Regions from separate parts of the Mus musculus genome. Here all the other regions are linked to region 3. A link is a loop called in an ENCODE intact Hi-C map of the cell type or tissue named here. Cell type or tissue: gastrocnemius. All regions are shown on one strand.

Region 1 (2,500 bases), 74 kb after region 3:
CACCAACCAGAGTTCAGCTAGGAACACGAGCTCCTGGTGGCAGAAGACATGATTAGTACCACCCCTCCTCAGTGAGGCAGGAGGCACAGACGCAGTCTGGCTCAGTTGCCTACTCTGCATAAGGCCTTTCAAGCCAGAAGACTGTTCCTGTATGACCCCATGTCCTGACTTAGACTTGGAAATGTGGTTAAGGGATTGTGGAGAGACCTTTCAGAGGCAGGACTTGCACAGCCTTTCCCAGCAGCCCTAGGTAAAATACAGCAGAAGGGCAGGGGAGCCCAAAGGAGGGAACTCTGACACCCCAGGGCTCCCCAGCATAGGTGCCTATAGACCCTGGCAACCACCTTCCCATTCCAGGGTGAAGCCTGCTGGGAGTGTGAATGACGTGGGCCTGGATGCCTTAGATTTGGACCGGATGAAACAGGTGAGAGCCGGGGGACTGGGGGTGGGGGGGGCCAGTCAGCAGGCTGAGGACTAGCTCTATCCAGTGGGTCTCATACTTGACTGCCACAAAGGCAGGAACCTAGCCAGAAGAGGAAAAAGGAGAGTCTGAGTTCCCTGCAGCCTGCTTCTGGAACCCCTCCCTGTGGGCAGCCATCATAAACTGAGGGGTGGTGAGGGCAGGGTTTGCCCAGGGCCAGGCTGAGGGAAAGAGCCCTGCAGCATACCCCTGGAGCCAGCGTCTGTCCCTTCACTGTGAGGCTCTGCCCAGCAGGAGATCCTGGAGGAGGTGGTTCGGGAGCTGCACAAGGTGAAGGAGGAGATCATTGATGGTGAGTGGACCTCAGCCAGGGTGCGCTCACTGCCCTCCCAGCACCCCACTCGCCCCAGTGAGCAGCCCTGGAAACAGGTGCAGAAAAACAAAGTGCTTTACCAAGACTGCATTTCTCGCTGGGTGTGGCTTCTGTGTCTGAGACCTCCCTCTCCTCAGCATCCTCTCAGATCACGTGTGCAGGAGAGGGTGGGTGTGGAAACACCCCCTAGTTTCTGTCCTTTCCTGTTCACATCTGTTGCCTGCCCAGCCCTGCCAATGCTGCCTCAGGAGGGCGATGAGCTTCCTTACAGCCTGCATGATCCTGTGTATGAGCAGACATGGTGTTCTCTCCTTCCCAGAAGAGCTCTGGGAAACTAAAAACTGAGACTGTGACCCTTGTGTCGCACCTGACCCCACCAGGGCCTTTGAGGGATGACTTGGGCTGGAACAGAGCAGCAAATCATAGCCTGCGTCTGCACCTATGCCTGCTGCCCACGTGCTGCCTCGCTTCTCACTGGTTCCCAGGCCAGCAGCAGTGATTGTCCTAGAAAGGCCTATGAAGCCAGAGGGGCAGCTAATGACAGACTCCCATGGGGAAGATGTACTGTGAGGACCTGGTGGCCAGTCTCTATAGCAGCTACAACCCTTGGCCACAGAGGGCGCAAGTCCTGTCTGTCCAGTCCTACTGGAATACAGGTCTGAGCGTTCATGAATGCAGGGAAGGAAGCAGCACAGCTAAAGAATAGTTGGCTGCCAGGCACTTCCAGCTTCCGGGTGGGGCAGGGCAGGGCGGGTTTGGGAGGGGCTCCCTTTCTGGCACTTGGGAAAATAGCTGAGTAGGAAACACTGAGTGCAACAGGCCATCTTCAAGACAGCTAGCTACCTGGGAAGAGACAGGGAGTGGTAAGACATGATGAGTACTGTCCCTCTGCAGGGAGGCAGGGGCACAGAAGTCACTGCTCTCCTGTCACTGCTTCAGTCACTGCCTGCCATCACCGTGTAGGTCCATGCTCTGAGCCCCTGGAAAGTATGTGAGGGTCCTGAACCTGCAGAGATCCCATTACTTAACGGTGACCCTGCTCCAGCCATGTCTGTCCACTGGGAGGATACCAGAGGCCTGTGAAAGAGGGAGGGAGAGTGTGGGGAGCTAAGCAATGGGGTGCAGAATGAGGGGGCCGGAAGAAGAAAGGAGGCATTTGGGAGGACTTAACAGATGTTCAGGTGTCCAGAACAGAACCTGTCCTAGAGGAGAAAGGCCAGGCCATGGTACTAGCATAGTCCATAACAGCTCTGCAGCCAGAGACTCCCGCTCTATCACATACACCTCTGAGTGGATGTCAGAATCAGGGAAACTCTGGGTCCCTCCTACAAGCAGCCCAACCCAGCTCTGGGGTGAGGCATAGTTTTTGGCTTTTTCACGTTCCTGTCTTTAGTGGGTAGAAGCCCATGAGGGCTAGGTTTCCTCCCCAAAGGTCTGTATCAGAGCTGCCATGCTGCTGGGCCTCTAGCCCATGTGTGCCCATGGCAGCCTGAGCAGGGTCCTTCCTTCTACACTGAGCCCGCTCTCCTGTCCTGCCCTTAGCCATCAGGCAGGAGCTAAGTGGGATCAGCACCACGTAAGATGGCACCAGTCCTGGAGGATTGCGAGGAGCCGTGCTGGCCCCAGCGAGCATCGAGCCTGCAGAAGCTGGGATGTACTTAAGTCTCAACCTGTGATACAATCTTAAAATGAGGAAACAAACTTCA
Region 2 (2,500 bases), 63 kb after region 3:
TCAAGGGTGTTAAGTGACTATATGCCAGTGTAGCCAGCACCCAATGCTGGGAGATTGGAATAGGAAGGGATTGTAATGGGGCTGGGTTCTGTAGGGCCTTCCTGAGACAAACTCTTCTGCACCTCATCTCTGATGAGCAAGCTGCCCTCCAATCTTTTGAAGGACCCAGAATAAAAACAGTAGCTGGACACCCCTAGGTGTTGGAGACTGACTCCTCCCCTTTGCTTTTCAGGGCCCATTCTCCCCCCTGGGCATCCCTCATCGGCAGCCAGCACCACTCTCTCCTGTAGTGGACCTCCACCCCCGCCTCCACCCCCAGTTCCACCTCCACCCACAGGGTCTACTCCCCCACCCCCACCCCCACTGCCAGCTGGAGGAGCCCAGGGGACCAACCATGATGAGAGCTCTGCATCAGGACTGGCTGCTGCTCTGGCGGGAGCCAAGCTAAGGAGGGTGCAGCGGGTAAGAGTTCCTGTCAGGGTAGGCAGGCCAGCCACCCTTTACGTATCACTCTCATCTCTCACCCTGTCCTCACCTGTTCATCAGTGAGACACTGAGCAAAACTCTCTTCCCCTGGATCAGCTCCCAGCTGCCTTAGTTAATAAGTACTGAATCTGCCCTTGCTTTTCCCGTGGAATGTGCTTCCAGTTGATTCAGCTCCCCACCCCGGGTGCACATGCTCCTGGAAAGATCTGCAGATAATATAAGTCTGCTCATAAAAGAATGCTCTGATGCATATCTCTGGCTTGAAAGTTGCTTCCCTCCTCCCTGTAACTAACTGGCTTTGGCAAGGACTCATGCCTGTGGGCCTACCAAGCCTGTCCCTGAGCCTCCCTAGATTCTGGTTTTCCGTGGACTTGAGAGTGTTAAACTAGCAGCCTCACTCCTAGGATCTTTCTGGGTCAGCATCTGACACACACTTCTTCCTTACCCTCAGCCAGAAGATGCATCTGGAGGCTCCAGTCCTAGTGGGACTTCAAAGTCCGATGCCAACCGGGCAAGCAGTGGGGGAGGTGGAGGAGGCCTCATGGAAGAAATGAACAAGCTGCTGGCTAAGAGGTGAGTACAGTGCCTCCTAGAGGAAGCCACTGTCCTCAGCTGAATGTCATTGCTAAGACACATTTAGGGGGCCTAGAACAGCACCCGCTGCACTTGAGAGACAAGCAAGGGGCTGGAGAGATGGCTCAGCAGTTAAGAGCACTGACTGCTCTTCCAGAAGTCCAAGTTCAATTCCCAGCAACCACATGGTGGCTCACGACCATCTGTAATGAGATCTGATGCCCTCTAATAATGTGTCTAAAGACAGCGACAGTGTACTCACATACATGAAATAAATAAATTACAAAAAAAAAAAAATTAAAAAAAAAGAAGAAAAAGAAACTGAGAGACAAACAAATACAACACAGTCCCAGAGTTTTAGAGCACTGCCTACAGACACCCCACTGCCCCCAACACTGCTTCTGTAGGCAGCGTTAGCCTTCCCAGACCTCCTAAACAGTCTAGGCAGACATGAAGCAGCCTTCACAGAACAGTATGTTAAGGCCTGCAAGAGGAAGAGACGGGTCTCACAGAAGAGGCTCTACCTGTCCTCTGCTTAAAGAAGTGCAGTTCCATGGGCTGAGGGTGGCAGAGGTGCCAGCCGGGCAGTGTTCAAGCACAGGCTGAGAAGCCGGCACATGGAAGAGTGGAGGAGGCCAGCTGGAGAGGAGGCTGAAAGAGTGCCTCACTGCCCAGCTGGATCTCAGAGCTGAATAGGGCTTCAGATAACAGGAGAAAACATTTTAGAAAAGAAAATGTTTGTACCCTCCTTCAATCTAAGACCAGTGAGCTTAACAACTTGGCTTGGATGATGTATCCCAAAACACAGGATCTCTAAAAACAGGAAAAGGTTAGAGTTGCCAGGAGCCAAGCAGACGCCAGGTGCTGGGGGGGTCGGAGGTGGGGTCCAGGCACTAAAAAAGCAAATGTGCCTTGCACAGTCTGCAAGGAACAACCAAGCAAGTCTTTGAAATCTGCTTCATGAGATTAGCAGTCCTGCAGCTTTTTCTCCTGCTTCTCTTCTAGCAGGGCTCCACCTACAGTGGAGAAGTCACAGGTGAGCACCTCCTGAGGGCTGCTGTGCTGGCACAGGCACATACGTGCCTCTCAGGAGGCACTCACCAGTGTAGACTGCAGTGGCTTGGTCTGTATTGTCTGTGTGATGGAACACATGCCCGATCACATGTTAGGCAAATGACTACCTCTGAGTAGTCCGCACAGGCGTCCCTCTGATTTTAAGAGATGGAATGTGGCTTCTGGGCATCAGTGGGCATCATGGGGTAAAGCGACTAGGCAGACCAGTGAAGAAACCTTTGTCACCCAGGAAGAGGTGATGACAGCTGCCGTGGAATAGGCAAAGGTTAAGCTAGGCCAGAGTGGGAAGAAATAGAGAGAGAGAATTGATGAACTTACTGGTCCTAGTCTGTGGGAGGAATAATTTGTCAGAGGCCAGTTTCCACAG
Region 3 (2,500 bases):
TCAGAAATCTGCCTGCCTCTGCCTCCCAAGTGCTGGGATTAAAGGCGTGCGCCATCACTGCCCAGCCCAAGAGGTTATATTAACACCTATCACCACCATTCATCTAGGAGATGTTAGATACCTGCTGACAGAATTTGAACCAAGCCGGACTGTGAGGCCCACTCTTTGATTTCCTAGATCCTTTTCAGGTTTGCCACCATGTGGGTTTTTACAGGAAACAGTAGGAGCACCTGGTTGGAGGAAATCAGCACAGAGTAGGGAGTTAAGGTCAAATCCCAGCAACCACATGGTGGCTCACAACCACCCTAATCCCGCAATGAGATCTGATGCCCTCTTCTGGCACATCTGAAGACAGCTACAGTGTACTTAAGTATAATGATAAATAAATCTTTTTTAAAAAAAAGTAAGGACGGGGGCTGGGAACAGAGTAATACAGGTGATCTTCACTAATACCATGGTTTTGGTAGTAACTTAGAAGCCACAAGCAAAACAAACAAGTTAGTTGCCAAAATGGCAAGGCAGAATGCTCCAGTCTGCCTCAATTAATGGTGAGCTTACTCAACTAGAGGCAGGGCCGTGGGTCTGCAACCCAGAGACTGACGTCAGTGCTTACAGGAGAAACAGACACTGTGACTCCAAGAAGTCATCTCACCTGGCTACCTGTCTTATTAAAGCAGCCTGGGAGTCATGTGTAGAAGGACTCCTGTGGGTGATGAAGCATTGCTTTGCTTGTATTCTGTGTTTGGGAAGTAGTGAGGGCTGAATCTGTTAGCGCTTATCTGGCTCGGTGCTAACAACCCCAGTACTGGCCCATTCTAGTATTCTCTTACGTTAAAAACAAATAAATCTGAGGTGACAGAACAAAACTCATTACCTGAAGGAATGAAATGATGTGATATGAGTCCCAACATATTCTAGAATACCACCTCAGAGCCATGTAGCCTTTGGCAGTGACTTAGAGTTTAGAAGTTGCTCCCATTTTGTAAACTCTACCAACTCCAGGAGGAGCCTTTTTGGAGGTGGGAAGATGGGGCGGGGGTCCTTCTGCTCTTAGAGTGACCATTCACCTGACATTTCCTGAAAAGCTACTAAATAGACGCCATGGCTGAAAATAGCAAGTATGAACATGTCTTCCAGAGCTCACTATCCACAGGAGCTGCTGAAGACATCCAAAGCTTGGGATGAAGCAGCCAAGGATAAGAATCCTACCTTGGAACTCAGGGCTGGAGGAGAGTGGCAGCCCTCCAGGTTCCTGGAGTGAACCCTTGACCAGTGACTTGTGAGGTTGGTGGTAGAGTATAGGAGCTGACTGTGGGGAGCAGAGGATGAGCTGGCTTTATTGGATGCTCTCTCCCAGGCTGTGGTGGCTTCTCTGTGCCCTGCAGAGGGCGCCCTTTACCCCAAGGATGTAAGTTCATTGTGCTTTAATTCCCCTGACTTTAAGTGGGGCTGTTACTTACTGCTCCCTCAGAGGAAGCTCTCCCAAGGTGGCTGGAATTTAGAGGCTAGTCGGTGTATTGCTGAGTCATAAGTCTCTATTTACTGAAAGAAGCAGACCCTTGTCTCGGATCTGAAATTTACTAGAGAGAGGGAAAAGGCCAGCACGTTGTACAGACAACATTTCTAATGTCTTCCTACCCACTGAGAGTTGAGATTTAGAATGCTAAAAACTAGTCCCTGGAAGATGATCCTGTTTGCAGATGCAGTGTTTATGAGCAAGTGAAACAAACACAGTATGACCAGTCAGCGGAGAGCTGGGGTCTTTGCTTAGTCGGCATGTAGGCTCCCAGGTCTGAGGTTAAGTGATTCCATTACTGTTGACAAATGAGCTGTGGGGTTTTCTGGCTAAGGTAATGGGGCCAGAGACCAACTCCAAGCGTTAGCCTTCTCGGAACCTGTATCATCTCTCATTATCTCCAGAGCTCGATAATAAACAAGGTCTATTGACCTGCTATGGCTGCACCAGACAGGTGATATGGACAGCCTGTTCCTTTGAAAGGAGACTTAATGAAAGTGAGATTTCTCTGATGAGAGCTGTTCAAGCAAATTGTATTGTTACTGCTTTGATAGGATTGTGGGTCTTCTTTTAACACGAGCTAGAGAAGAGCTTTAAAGAGTGACTTTAACTTGAGAACCCTTGTACAGGTTCTCAATTGGGGTGGGGAAAGTGGGGGATATTGTAATCTAAACACAGGTCACTCCTAAACCCCTGAGAGACAGGAGGATTACTGCAGGTTTGAGGTCATCTTGGTCTACAGCAAGTTCTGGGCCAACAATAAATACTTAGTAAGACTCCATCTCAAAAACAGAGCAGCATTGTACATAGTAGAAAAGGATTTCCTGGAGAGAGGACACATTCACACACAAATACACCTCAGAGCAGACCCCAAGCCATGAAATAAGGACTTAGCACCTTTACATTTTATTCCCCGTTGTCTTCAACTGTAGACACATTTGGTAAGATTCCTGGTATGAACAGTGTGGGTCAGCTCATGTTTGC

The links. Hi-C counts contacts between places; a loop is a spot of excess contacts. Peaks named below come from ENCODE experiments on the same cell type or tissue, not always from the same donor. Only the 100,000 strongest peaks of a DNase experiment are listed, where the experiment ranks them.
Region 1: it touches region 3 in a loop (2.2-fold over the local background); 5 of 42 quality-filtered maps call a loop at or near these places.
Region 2: it touches region 3 in a loop (2.3-fold over the local background); 7 of 42 quality-filtered maps call a loop at or near these places.

What each region holds. Positions count from the first base shown.
Region 1 is chr12:108,685,693-108,688,192 of GRCm38, forward strand. It overlaps Evl (Ena-vasodilator stimulated phosphoprotein), which reads left to right. Exons shown (of 13, transcript NM_007965.3): 11 at 358-424; 12 at 716-773; 13 at 2,337-2,500. The coding sequence ends at 2,374. It also overlaps a transcript of Degs2 not described here. Among named protein-coding and RNA genes, the nearest start is that of Gm40571, 3.8 kb to the left of the region's middle. In gastrocnemius, a CTCF peak has its summit at 1,415; no DNase peak of the experiment used is centred here; H3K27ac peaks cover 2,223 bases.
Region 2 is chr12:108,675,165-108,677,664 of GRCm38, forward strand. Evl (Ena-vasodilator stimulated phosphoprotein) reads left to right here. Exons shown (of 13, transcript NM_007965.3): 6 at 233-462; 7 at 938-1,059. Among named protein-coding and RNA genes, the nearest start is that of Gm40571, 6.8 kb to the right of the region's middle. In gastrocnemius, a CTCF peak has its summit at 1,087 (motif pointing left); DNase peaks (open chromatin) are centred at 1,009 and 1,654; H3K27ac peaks cover 2,287 bases.
Region 3 is chr12:108,611,913-108,614,412 of GRCm38, forward strand. All of the region lies in intron 1 of Evl (Ena-vasodilator stimulated phosphoprotein), which reads left to right. Among named protein-coding and RNA genes, the nearest start is that of Mir342, 45 kb to the right of the region's middle. In gastrocnemius, a CTCF peak has its summit at 1,374 (motif pointing right); a DNase peak (open chromatin) is centred at 1,312; H3K27ac peaks cover 479 bases.